Linked DNA regions of Homo sapiens: all the other regions are linked to region 2. Evidence: chromatin contacts called from ENCODE Hi-C or POLR2A ChIA-PET data. All regions are on one chromosome and are shown on one strand. The core of a region is the stretch at or near the end of the contact, and the rest is flanking DNA. Distances in the headings are between cores, read along the strand shown.

Region 1 (3,350 bases), core at 581-3,080, 770 kb before region 2:
TGACATATTTGCATTTTAAATTTAAATTTAAATTTAAATTTTTGCAGTTGATGCAGCCATTCATCCTACAAATACAGTCCTCCCTTAGTATTGGCAGGGTATTGGTTTCAGCATCCCCATGGATACCAAAATCTGAGGATGCTCAAGTCCCTCACAGTCAGCCTGGGTATCTGCGGGTTCTGAAGCCTGTGGATATAAAGGGCCAAATGCATATATGTATGTATATATTTTGAGACAGTCTTGTTTTGTCACCCAGGCCGGAGTGCAATGGTGAAAATGCACCTCACTGCAACCTCGACCTCCCAGGCTCAAGGGAGTCTCCCGCCTCAGCTTCCCAAGTAGCTGGGACTACAGGCGTGTACCACCATGCCCGGCTGATTTTTGTATTTTTAGTAAGGACGGGGTTTTGCCACGTTGGCCAGGCTGGTCTCCAACTCCTGGGCTCAAGCGATCTGCCCGCCTCAGCCTCTCAAAGTGCTGGGATTACAGGTGTGAGCCACCGCCACCGTGGCCAGCCTCAAATCCATAAATTAAGCTCTACTATGTGCTGGGTGCTGGGGTGGAAGACTGGCACATCTGTTGTTCACAAGACAGTGCATAACCTAGGAGAGGTTTATTTGCTACTGTTCTTCGGAACCGGGATCCCATAGAGGAGCCTGCCAGAACGCGAGGCCTGCTCCTTCCCGGGCATTAGCGCGTTTAGACTCTCCTCTTACTAAGCCCAGGGAAAGGAGTCCTGGCAGGTGGCAAGCAGAAGTTAGAGCTATTTAGTCACTCCCGCCCTCCATCCTCCTCCAATGACAATAAGGTTTTGTTTGTCAGGCATAAGGTTACCGGATTGGCCTGTGAAGTCCAGAAGCTCTTTCCGCGCTCGGCTCTTTGAGCCTCAGTTTCCCCATCTGTCAGGCGTGTGTATGTGGGAGGGGGGTACGGAGTAGATTTACCTAGATCACTCGGGGTTGTCCCTTCCAGTTTTGAGGGTGATGTCGGGGTGTCTGTGAGGAGGAGGGAGGACCCTGCCACGCGAAGGTAGTTTTGGTCGCAGCAGCCAGCCAAGTGTGCCCGCGGAGACCGGCAGGGAATTCCGGGAGGCCCCGCTGTGGAGCGGTCCCCAGAGCCCGAGGGCGAGCTAGAAGAGTTCCTGCGGCGAGGCGGGAACGCTCGGTAGCCTCTGAGAGCAGTTCGCTGGCGAGAAACCGGGTTCCTGCAGGGCAGGGATCAGCCGGGTCGCGCCTTGTAGGGTGGGGTGGGGTGGGGCGGGGCCGGGGGGGGCGGCGGTGGAGTCGTGAAATTCCCAAGAAATTCCTTTCCATTGCCCCACTCCGCCCCCTTTCCTAGGGTGCCGACCTGCCCAGACCCAGGTTCCCTGGGAAAGAGAAAATGAATGTTCTTCGGGTTTCCTCGCGTCCTTTCTCCAGCCCCCTCCCACCCCGGGGTTTGGAGCGCGCGTGGGAGCGCAATAACGGTGGCGGGGAACGGGTCCAATCCCGGCGGCTCCTGGGGTTCCCAAGCGCGCTGCCACTCAGTCCCCGAGCTCGGGGAGGCGTCTCCCGGCTTCGGTCCCGTTCAGCTTAAGCTGGCGTCACATGAGCCGCGGGGGAACGGGCACCGCGGGAGTGGGCGGGGGTGTGCGCGCCGGGAGGGGGCCGCCCAGTCCACCTATATGCGCCGCAGCCCGGCTGACGGATGCCAGGAATTCCCAATGAGAGGCGATGGGGGGAAGTTTGGGCAACTCGGCCTGGCCAATGGAGAGCCTCGGGAGGGCTCTGCCCCTTCCCCCCGCCCCCGCCCGCCTCGGCTCCCGCAGCGCTAGTGTGTCCGCCTAGTTCAGTGTGCGTGGAGATTAGGTCCAAGCGCCCGCCCAGAGGCAGGCAGTCCGCGAGCCCAGCCGCCGCTGTCGCCGCCAGTAGCAGCCTTCGCCAGCAGCGCCGCGGCGGAACCGGGCGCAGGGGAGCGAGCCCGGCCCCGCCAGCCCAGCCCAGCCCAGCCCTACTCCCTCCCCACGCCAGGGCAGCAGCCGTTGCTCAGAGAGAAGGTGGAGGAAGAAATCCAGACCCTAGCACGCGCGCACCATCATGGACCATTATGATTCTCAGCAAACCAACGATTACATGCAGCCAGAAGAGGACTGGGACCGGGACCTGCTCCTGGACCCGGCCTGGGAGAAGCAGCAGAGAAAGGTTAGCAGCCGCCCCCGCCCGCTGCAGCCCCCAGCCCCCAGCCCCCAGCCCCGACCCGCTCTGCCTGCCGGGCTCTCGGCTCCGGGCTCTGAACCGGTTCCGGGCGCGCACGGGAGGGGGCGGGGGCGGTGCGGCCGTTGCGAGGTGGGGTGTTGGGTTACAGGCGCCTGGCGGAAGCGGGAGCGCCCCTGCCCCGGAGCCCGGGAACGCCGGGCCGGAGCGCGGGGAGGTGGCGCCGCTGGCGGGCAGGTCTCCTTGGGGGTCCGTGGTCCAGGCCACCCTGCGGCTGTTGCAACCATCCCCGCGTGGGCTGTGCTCGGGGGCGGTGGTCTTCAGGCTGGGGCTGAGACCCCGGCTCGGGGCTGCTTGCTCCGGATCGATTTTCCCTTTTCTTCCGCCCCTGGCCACCTCTCCATATGGCGTGCGGTGGCAGCGCCGCTTCCTGGGCCGCCCTGGGTTCAACCTGAGCGGCGGGCCTCCCGGGACCCTGCTGCCCCTTAGGCGGAGGGGAGAGCGCCGGAGAGATCGGCGGCCGCCTCCGGATCTGCCTGGAGAAGGACCAGCTGGAGTGCGGCTGGGGACGAGAAAACTGGGGGGCGTACGCGGGCTCCCCCGCGGGCCCTGTGGGGGCGGGGTCAGGACAGCAGACCGTTTTATTGCTTAACTCAGTGGGTTGGAAGCTGTAACCCCGACATGGGCTTGCGCTACGTCCTGCCCCTCCGACCCCCGGGAAAGGTGGGCAGCTCGGTTCGAGTTGAGGGGCTGCAGAACGAGGGTCAGTCTTAGGGGATATTTGGGGCCAGTCACTGGGGATCCCTACTTAGCCACGGAGCTGCATCCCAGGCAGGCGCGGTGTGCCGGGTGCGCGCCCCGCCACGGGAGCTGGGCTCGGAGCTGGCGATGGGACCCGGGCACAGTGGCCAGTGGCAGGAAGAGGTCAGAAACCACTCGTGGTGGTGGGGGGAGGGCGCCTCAACCCTACCGCTGCTTCCTGCCTGCGCGGTGAGCCTGTGCCCCCAGGCGGCCACGTACCCTGAATACCCCTTTCCCTCCCCCTCCTCCCGGCTGCCCACTTCCATCCGGTCCCTCCCCGTTTCATACCCTCCCCACCCCCAGGCTGATCTGGGAATGGGGTTTTGGGTGGGGGGGGGACAGGATGGCGCGTCCCTT
Region 2 (3,291 bases), core at 63-2,562:
AACCCAGTTCAATCAGATTCTAGAGCCAAACTTCCAACCAAGTGCCATATTATCTCCCTTTTTTACTAAATGGCACTATTTCATTGTATGAACTGTACAGCTTGGGTCCAGTCCCAGCCTTGCAGGCACAGAAATTTGACCTTGTCAGTATCCCAGAGTTGAATAGACTTAGGCATGATGCCTTCCCCTGACGAAGTTCACAACAAACTGGTGGAGCAAACGAGAATGCCAATGTGTTGATTTACAACAGTTATGTATCTGTCATACAGACCATAACAATCTGACCAGAGCATTTTTCCCTTTAGAGGGTTCTACTTACAGAGGCAAACTGTAAACACAAGACATCATAATAGGAGGCATTTGCTATAGAACTTGAATGTTAAATTGAATTTCCAACAAAGAAGGACTTGCCAGTGACACTGAAACTTTGAAGACTACCAACATTCACATTTCTATGGACAGTTACTGTGGGTACAGGGCACAACCAGTGTTTGCCTCTGGGTGCTTCTGATGTCGACCAACCCCCTTTCTGACACACTGGTGCATTACTTACGTCTAGGCCAGTCTTTGGCCTAGAGACAATGACTTTCCTTAGGTGACTTTCCACAACTATGCTCTGATATCTGATGGTTTTATATATTAATTTATTTCCCAACCAAGTTGTTGAGTAACCTTCCCCACCATATCTAGTCTACAATCTATAATATAATTCACTCTGGCCTAAGGCCTTTAATTCATTTAAGAAAGCTAGGAGCTCTCCTACTTTCTTATGTTTTATTTTTCTTTTTTCCCCCTTAAAGCCATGTATACCATATTCAGTTGGCAACACAAAAGAGGTGCTACAATAGTGAAGGTGGTACAAAAACAGGACCTGAGATGTTCTTTTCATTCTTCTATCTTCTCCAAACATTGGTTTCAATGGGGAAAGCGGGTGGAGGGAGGGCAATGTGATTAGAGAGATTCTTGCAGGCAGGGAGCAAGGCCCTTGAACTAAAAGTGGAAGTAGCCTTATATTCAGATAAATCAGTCACTAGGCACTGGGTGGGGAGGGGAAAGGGTCACAAAGAATGTTCTGAGCTAGGCCACTTAATGATTTTAGACATGCCTACCTAGGAAATGCACCATGTGGCAATGCTCTTGTTCTGACCACAGCACATTAGTCAGAGAAACATCCTCAGAGAGAAGATCAAGGAAGACAAGGCACATGTTTGAGTGTGGGAACACAACTGACACTAAGTGAAGCTTGACAACCTGAAAATGAAAGTGACTGGAAATGAAGTGAAACCATTCTGTTAGTAAAGAATGGAATGCGAAAATGAAATGAACATTTTAAATAGAGCACACTGCCCTTCATTTTACTTGGTGACTCAGCCTGGGAGTTTCTGTAATACATACAGAATTCTGTTTGGTGAAGTGACCTACTTGCTCTTTGTGGGCGACCATATCGTGAACAGCTGGGGAGTAACTCACTCCACGTCAACATGATACTGATCACAAGCGCATTTCCTTGCTTTTGCAGAGTGCAATGGAGATTTCAAAGCACTTCTTCCCAAGTATTTTCTCCTTTAATTCTCACACAAACTCTGTGAGATTGTTGTCCATTTTGTTACAGGTAAGAAAACTATTTTAAGTTCAGTGTTTTTTCCATGATACTACAGCAGTGGCAGTTACTACTAGAGCTCATGCAGAATTCACTGAAGGCCACCAAGACACAAGACACACACAATGGTCATTCCATCACCCTTAAGTAACCTAAGGCCTGGTCATGTATATACATAGAATGGTATGTTACCATCCCTAATATCTTTAAGATCAAACCCACATGTACAAGAACATTTTTAAGGTAGTCCTATCTATTTGGCTCCAGAGTATTTGAATACTGCAATATAAATACTGATCACCTTTATTTGCTTCAGGCATGGTGTATAAAAATTGTCATCCCATTGAATAAATCCCTTGTTACCTGGTCTCAACGTTCCTAACTATAGAACTATTCTAAAGATATTCCTGGCTGGGTGCGGTGGCTCACACCTGTAATCCTAGCACTTTGGGAGGCTGAGGCAGGTGATTACCTCAGGTCAGGAGTTAGAGACCAGCCTGGCCAACATGGTGAAATCCTGTCTCTACTAAAAATACAAAAATTAGCTGGGCATGGTGGCGTACGCCTGTTGTCCTAGCTCCTCAGGAGGCTGAGGCAGGAAAATCACTTGAACCCGGGTGGCGGAGGTTGCAGTGAGCTGAGATGGCGCCACTGCACTCCAGCCTGGGTGACAGAGTAAGACTCTGTCTCAAAAAAAAAAAAAAAAGGTATTCCTAGAGTATGTTTCGCTCAGACTAATACAGCCTGATGAAATTCCAGTGCCAAATAAGGAAAAAGATCGTGTGCTCATGGAGGAATATTACTGCCTGGCAAGAAGCTTCCTTTAATACCACTTAAAAAGATTAGCAGGAGGAAGAAAATCACGATTACAATAAAAGAATTATCACTAAAATTTCTCAGTGCAATTCCTTTCTTTGATGCCTAAACACAGGACCTTCTATTCTAGCAAGATGGTAGTTAAGGCATGTGTATCCGAAGGGCAGGAGATCCCTAAGTGGGTACAGAATATCTTACAATCATCTTCCCAAAAGTAGATTAAAAGTGGACTGGTGCATTTTTCAGATCTAAATATTCTCCTTTCTCTTCGCCCTCACTTCTGCTCTTTTAAATGTTGGAAAAAAAAATGAACAAGGCAACAAAGAAAATTTTAAAATGCTCATGGAAAAACTCATCTTCTAGAAGGGAATCTTAGTGGGAGGGACAATTCCTCTCAGAGAGTTATCAGTGAAGCTGTGAAAATATGAGGCCCTGGAAGCCAGAGGTGTCACCCAACAAGGCTGCAGCAAGGACAATTAGCAATGGCTGCTGTGCCCTCTGTCACTGCCTCAACTTAGAAAGGATGTCTTTGTCAGCCTCAGGATACTTAGCATGGTGCCTACCTCACAGAGAGTTCTATAAATAATTGCTGAGTGAAATCAGATGAAATGGAAACAGTTTCAACATGTCCCAAAAGTATTAGATACTTGAGTGCTAGAGTGGAATTGTTCTCTATTGGAAGAAAAGAAAAAAATATACCATTTTGAGTTGCAAGTCTTCAAGTCTTGCAATGTGAAGGATGACAAAATCTTCCTGATCTCCAAACTGGGTCACCTATCATGAAAGAGGAAAGCACTTCTGCAAAGTGCTACACCCTAGAAAACATCTTAAACCACTCAACAAAACAAGATTTCACCTCAAGGGAAGACTATCGA
Region 3 (3,336 bases), core at 599-3,098, 630 kb before region 2:
GGGATGGGGAGACTAGACTGGAAGGAGCCATCGGGGAATAGGGATCAGCTGAACCAGGGCAAGGGAAGAGAGTGGCTACTGGGGGTCACAGGGCAAGAGCAGGGAGCTTCGAGCTGGGGGATGCCCAGCCTGAGCCTGTGGGAGGGGAGAGTGGCACCCTGTGCCCTGGTCACAGATGAGGCTGGGAGGGGTGTGTCCTATTTTGAAGAAGAGGCCTTGCTTTGGCAAAGGCTGTAGTTGGGAAGAGAGGGAGAGAGATAGAGAGAAAGAGGCAGGGAGATAAAGACAAAGGGAAGAGAGAAAGAGAATTATTTTGTCTCTACCCTCAGGGACAGTGTAATCTTGGTGGAAAGTGAAAATGTGCCAGTGTACAAGTGCACACACACACACACACACACACACACACACACACACACAAAGACTGTTACCATAAGGTTGTCAGCAACTGGAGCCAAGGGAAGCATCCAGATGGCTGAGCCTATATGACCTTGGGCAAATACTTAACCTCCCTATACCTCAGTTTCTTCATCTGTAAACTGGGAGCAATATTAGTATTGACCTCATAGGGCTGTTAAGAGGATTAAACACAATAATCCTTTTGAAGCATGCAGCATAGTCCCTGGCAGCTAGTAAGGTCTCACAAGTGATTGTTGTTGTTGTCATTCATCATGATCATTAATATCAGTTGTCATCTGCTGGAAAAGGAGGGATTAGAAAAGGTGGGATATGGATAGGCACAGCCAAGACAAATGCGCGGGATGGGAAAAGCAATTCAAGCTGGAAAAGAAAGAACTCGTGGGAACAAAGGTGAAGAGGTAGGAGGGTGAGATTCTAAGTCCTCACTACTCAAAGTGTGGTCCAAAGACTCACCAGCAGCAGCTGCTCCTGGGTGCTTGTTAGAAGTGCAGAATCTTGGACCCCAGCCCAGGTCTACTCACCCAGAATCTGCAACTTTTCAAGCTGTTCAGGTGATTTGTTTGCTTGGGGGAGTTTGAGAAGCACAGCTATCAGCCATAACTCATGGGAGTGAACGATGCTGGTGCCACAGTGGGAGCAGCAGAGAGAAGGCTACAGAGGGATGGGGACCAATCAGTACATGTCCCTGAAATAGTTCCACGTGCAAGTTACTGCCCAGGATTCAATATTTGTTATAATTTTTCCCTTTGAGGTAAAACCTATATACAATGAAATATATACATGAACTGTACCTCTAAGTTTTAACAAGTGCATCTACCAATGTAAACTTGGACTCCAGTCAAGACATAAAACCTGACCAGCCACCCAGAAAGTTCCCTCATACCTCTTCCTAATCGATCCCTGCTCCAGTCCCTAGAGGCAGCAGTTGTTTTGACTTATTTTCTGCAATATAAATTACTTTGCCAGTTTTAGAATTCCGTACCCATGGAACTGTATGATAGGTACTGCTGTGTAACCCTTCATTTATGCAGCATAATGTTTTTAGACACATCTGTGTCACTGTATCAGTCATCTGTCCCTTTTTATTGCTGTGTGCTCTTCCGTTGTATAGGTATGTCACAGTTTGTTTATCCACTATGCTGTTTCTGATTTTTGGTTATTGTAATTAGGCTGCTAGGAAAATTTCTGTATGTCTTTTTGTGAACATACATTTATATTTCTCTTGGATAAATACCTAGAAGTGGGAGTGCTAGGTCATAGGGTAGGTTATGTTTAGTTTTATAAGAAACCACTAGCCCTATTCCAGAGTGGCTGTACCGTTTTATGCTTTTACCAACTGTATTAATCAGCTCAAGCTGCCATAACAAAATACCATAGGCAGAATGGCTTAAACAACAGACATTTATTTTCTCACAGTTCTGGAGGCAGGAAGCCCGAGGTCAGGGTGCCAGAGTGAGGGCTTTCTTCTAGCCAAGAAGGCCCCTGCCATCTTGCCGTGTGCTTACATGACCTTTTTTTTAAGTGTGTGAGTGGAGACAGAGAGAGAAAGAGAGAGAGAGAGAGGGTGCTCTTTAGTGTCTTTTCTTATAAGGACATTAATCCTATTGAATCAGGGCCCAGCCTTTATTACTTTATTTAACCTTAATCTTAACTTTAATGGTCCTATCACCAAATACTGTCACACGGGAGGTTTCAAGATAAGAATTTTGGAGGGACACAAACAATCAGTCTGTAACACCAACAATGTGTGAAAGTTCCAGTTTTGTCAGGTATTTTAATTTTAGCCATTCCTGTGGGTGTACAGGATATTTCATTGTGGTTTTATTTCCCTGATGACTAATGATGCTGATGATCTTATTTTTTCCATTTAAAAAATTGCAGTAATATACACATAACATAAAACGTACCAACTTAACCATTTTCTTTTTTTTCTTTTTTTTTTTTTTTGAAACAGGATCACACTCTGTTGCCCAGGCTGGAGTGCAGTGGTACGATCATGGCTCACTGCAGCCTTGACCTCTAGGGCTCAAGCAGTCCTCCTGCCCAGCCTCCCAAGTAGCTGAGCAGCTGGGACACAGGTATGCACCACCACACCTGGCTAATTATCTTTATTTTTATTTTTGTAGAGGCAGGGTCTCCCTATGTTGCCCAGGCTGGTCTTGAACTCCCAGCTCAACTGATCCTCTTGCCTCAGCCTCTCAGACTGTTGGGATCACAGGTTAAGATGAGGCCACCATGCCCGCCTCATCTTCATCATTTTTTAAGTGCACAGTTTAGTGGTATTAAGTGCATTCATAATGTTGTGCAACCAATCACCACCATCTGTCTCTAGAACACTTTTTATCTTGTAAAACTGAAACTCTATACTCACTAACCAATAATTCCCCATACCTCCATGTCCTGGCCCTGGAAACCAACATTCTACTTTCTGTTTCCATGGTTTTGACTACTCTAGGTACTTCACAGACTCACGCATTATTTGTCCTTCTGTGACTGGCCTATTTCAGGTAGCAAAATGTCCTCAAGGCTCATTCATGTTGTGGCATGTCAGAGGGTTTTTTTTTTTTAATTTTCAAGGCTAAATAATATTCTGTTTTTTTTCTTTTCTTTTTTTTGAGATGGAGTTTTGCTCTTGTTGCTCAGGCTGGAGTGCAATGGCACAATCTTGGCTCACTGCAACCTCTACCTCCCAGATTCAAGAGATTCTCCTGCCTCAGCTCCCGAGTAGCTGGGATTACAGGCATGAGCCACCACGCCTGGCTAACTTTGTATTTTTAGTAGAAGTGGGGTTTCTCCATGTTGGTCAGGCTGGTCTCAAACTCCTGACCTCAAATGATCCACCTGCCTTGGCCTCCCGAAGTGCTGGAATTACAGGCGTGAGCTGCTGCGCCTGGCCAAGGCTAAATAATATTCTGTTAC
Region 4 (3,158 bases), core at 462-2,961, 520 kb after region 2:
TTTCTGGCACTCTCCCTTCTCCCTAGACGGTTTTCTGTTGCTCTAGTGCACCCTGCTTTCTCTGACTGTGAACCCTCAGGTGGGGTCTTTCCTCTGCTCAGCACACTCTTGTCTATGTTGCTTGCCTACTAACTTCCCTCTGGCCTCCGCTCAAATGTTATTTCCTCAAATAAGCCTCTCCTGATCTAGAACTCCTCTCCCTTGTAAAAGCTCCCAGAGCTTTCTCTAATCCTCCTCATAACCTTCACCATGATTTATTTACAGTGATTACTTATTTAAGGTCTTCTCTGACAGTCCATGAACTCCGGGCGAGCAGAGATTATGTGTTCCTGGCTTCCTGCTGGACATCAGCACAGTGCCTAGTACACTATAGGAATGCCATAAATGTTTGTCAAATGCGTGAATGACTGAATAAGGAACAAAACAAATGAAAGGCTTTTATAAAGTTATAAAACCCAATACAAATATTAGGTAACACAATAATGAGAATGTGACAAAATGTGATGATTGCTAGGTAATCTAATGTTAAATTGGTAGGAATTAGTATTGTGTGAAGGAAACCCTCTCTTCTCCAATTTGCTATAAAATATATTAGTTCATTGGAACCCGTGTCTTTTAACCAAATGGAAATTATGCAAAAGGACCAGAAAATATTACTGGGTACAATTAAGGAATCACAGACAGATATTGATTGGTTAAAACACCCTCCACTTTCACCCCCAGGAAATAGGCCTCAGATGAAAGAAACTATTGAACAGGGAACCTATTTATTCACAGAGAACATATTCATGGCCTTAATTCAAGACAGGATTAAATACTTTCACGAGTTGGCAAAACCAACTGTGCCAATCTGAGATATTCATTGCTACCCTGGGAGTTAATGTATGTGACCCAAGCCATCAGGAAGACGATATTCTATTATCAATGAACACTCAAACACTAGAAAAATCATGATAGTTGCCACCATAATTCAAGATAGACACAATAAAGTGATTCTCCTGAGAATGTCTTCAAGGACTTATTGCTTCCTCTTCTCTGGAAAAAGGAATCCTCGAGGAGGAAGGGTTTACATTCCCCCACCTTCCCAACTGTCAGACTTCGGACCGCTCCTCTCCTGTCTAATCCGCCTTTCATTTCCCAGACGCCAACATCTGATCTCCAGGAGAAACAGTGCGGTAACTGCCTAACCAGGATTGGGGAAAACTGAACCAGGCACTGGACTTGGGTCTGGGGAGATAGAGGACTGCAGAGATTTCACAAACACCGCGGTGCCTAGTACACTATAGGAATAAGTGTACTATTCCTATAGTGTATACTTTTTTTTTTCCAGAAAAATCCCTCTGGGGTATGAGCACTATTTTCAGTTCTGGTTCAACTTTTCATTGAGATTCTATGTGGATAAGAGGATCTTGTAGTGAAAAAAAGATAAAAAGCAGTGTTTTCATCTGAGTGTGAGAAACCATGTGTGCCTAGAGGTGGGAGAACTGAGTATTCAGAAGGCAGAAAAAATAACTGAGAGCTGGGTGAATGATCCCACAGGCCCTAAGCCCTAGATGGTTGGGGATTAGCGATGTATAATTCAACTTCTGCCAGCGTTGGCGGCAGCGCTCCCACGTAGCCAGCCTGAGGCTGTCAAGCTCTGGACTACATTTCCCAGAAGGTCTGCTCCCCGGGCTGTCGCAATTTGAATTGGGGCGTGTCTAGAAAGAGAAGCCATAGTCGGCGAGCAACGCTGGAGCATCCCGCTCTGGTGCCGCTGCAGCCGGCAGAGATGGTTGAGCTCATGTTCCCGCTGTTGCTCCTCCTTCTGCCCTTCCTTCTGTATATGGCTGCGCCCCAAATCAGGTCTGTGCAAATGTATTGCCTTCTCTTGAGAATTCTTGTTGCGGGGCGGGAGGGAAACATAGAATCCCCACCAAAGCTTTCTTGGAAAACTCCCCTGGGGGGGCTCCAAGATGGCGGAGCCCAGAGTTCGGTGGGTTGGAGGCGAGGTCCAGCTGTCCTGGGTGCCAGGAGGACACCCGAGACCCCAGGCGGTGAGAAAGGGCGGCAGTCCGGGGCACACTGCTTTTCCCTGGCCTGTTTTTCTTTTGTCTAAGCACCCCCTGATTCTGGCTCCAGGGAATCCCGAGGGTAAGGCTACCTCAAACGCTTGAGTTTCGGACTCTTCAATGGGATATGGCCCGACGCTGTTTTCCCCTTATTCCCCACGCCTTAAACCAGCCTTCGAGGTACAAAGGAGCGATTCCACATTTCGCCCTCTGAAACTGATAGCAATCGTAACATCTGCGGCCCCATCCTTGCTCTCTCGTTGCTGTTACAATCGCTTGTTCTGTGGGCGGATGTTGTAAAGGAGAAAAGTGAAAAGGAAGAGTGTTTGGTTATGAGCTCTATCCTGCCTTGCGAGCAGGAGCACGGGGGATCTGAGTTAGGAGCTAGGGTACTGGGGCGGTGAGGGCTGGGAGAATGGTGGGAAGGTATTGACCAGGTGATAGATCAATCAGCCCAAGGCTGGCCAAGTGCCCCAGTGAATCAGCAGCGGGCTGTAAAACCGGCAGCCTGCTTATTGGTTCTAAGTAAATCACCAGTGGTGACGGACCAGTGACTGAATAGACAGACACACTCCTTCCCCAGGTGGGCGGTCTTAGTCCCAATAGAACTTGAAGCCAGGCCAGATCACAGTCATTTCTTACCACAGTCACCTACTTTCCTTCTTTTATTTTTATTTTCTCTTCCTTCTCTGGTGCCCCTCTTCCAGTTATATTTTTTCTGCCTTCTGAACACTCAGTTCTCCCACCTCTAGGCACACATGGTTTCTCACACTCAGATGAAAACACTGCTTTTTATCTTTTTTTCACTACAAGATCCTCTTATCCACATAGAATCTCAATGAAAAGTTGAACCAGAACTGAAAATAGTGCTCATACCCCAGAGGGATTTTTCTGGAAAAAAAAAAAATATATGTGTGTATATATATATATATATGTGTGTGTGTGTATATATATATATGTGTGTGTGTGTGTATATATATATATATATATATTCCAGGAGCTGTATTCCCAACTCAGCAGGGTTATGGGAGTCGGGCCAGAGCTGGACTTTTATAGTTGTCTCTTTCATTCCTGCTGGTTAAGGAGAAGAAAGAACTAAGTACAGGT

What was found. Hi-C counts contacts between places; a loop is a spot of excess contacts on that map. ChIA-PET counts read pairs that join two places held with the same protein, here RNA polymerase II (POLR2A). Pooled maps may share reads with other maps.
Region 1: a loop to region 2 is called in a pooled map, with 7 times the contacts of the local background. The contact joins the promoter of ACTN1 here to the enhancer-like site in region 2. A Hi-C loop is called at or near these places in 5 of 50 pooled maps.
Region 3: a map of natural killer cell shows a loop between it and region 2 (15-fold over the local background). The contact joins two enhancer-like sites. A Hi-C loop is called at or near these places in 1 of 168 maps with a recorded cell type or tissue (natural killer cell), 1 of 37 single-sample maps with no recorded cell type and 6 of 50 pooled maps. POLR2A ChIA-PET finds 5 or more read pairs at or near these places in 1 of 52 experiments (B cell).
Region 4: a loop to region 2 is called in a pooled map, with 6 times the contacts of the local background. The contact joins the promoter of RDH11 here to the enhancer-like site in region 2. A Hi-C loop is called at or near these places in 7 of 50 pooled maps. POLR2A ChIA-PET finds 5 or more read pairs at or near these places in 2 of 52 experiments (activated CD4-positive, alpha-beta T cell and activated T-cell).

The regions. Positions count from the first base shown.
Region 1 is chr14:68,977,782-68,981,131 of GRCh38, reverse strand. It overlaps ACTN1 (actinin alpha 1), which reads left to right and starts at 1,830. Exons shown (of 22, transcript NM_001130004.2): 1 at 1,830-2,180. The coding sequence starts at 2,076. It overlaps ACTN1-DT (ACTN1 divergent transcript), which reads right to left and starts at 1,450. Exons shown (of 4, transcript NR_073422.1): 1 at 1,348-1,450; 2 at 945-1,204. RefSeq lists a silencer at 1,773-1,822 and enhancers at 964-1,962, 1,963-2,962.
Region 2 is chr14:68,208,977-68,212,267 of GRCh38, reverse strand. The region is part of intron 7 of RAD51B (RAD51 paralog B); the gene reads right to left. Among named protein-coding and RNA genes, the nearest start is that of RAD51B, 390 kb to the right of the region's middle. RefSeq lists enhancers at 1,060-1,339, 1,510-1,709. Within about 2 kb of position 1,312, at least 16 of the 41 ENCODE cell types and tissues checked have a DNase peak (open chromatin) inside an H3K27ac peak, as active enhancers do; they include natural killer cell, where a contact is called at or near this core.
Region 3 is chr14:68,840,108-68,843,443 of GRCh38, reverse strand. No RefSeq gene overlaps it. Among named protein-coding and RNA genes, the nearest start is that of ZFP36L1, 49 kb to the right of the region's middle. Within about 2 kb of position 1,848, at least 6 of the 41 ENCODE cell types and tissues checked have a DNase peak (open chromatin) inside an H3K27ac peak, as active enhancers do; they include natural killer cell, where a contact is called at or near this core.
Region 4 is chr14:67,694,317-67,697,474 of GRCh38, reverse strand. RDH11 (retinol dehydrogenase 11) reads left to right here and starts at 1,711. Exons shown (of 7, transcript NM_016026.4): 1 at 1,711-1,845. The coding sequence starts at 1,772. It also overlaps a transcript of GPHN not described here. RefSeq lists enhancers at 1,394-1,443, 1,464-1,513, 1,558-2,194 and a silencer at 2,544-2,603.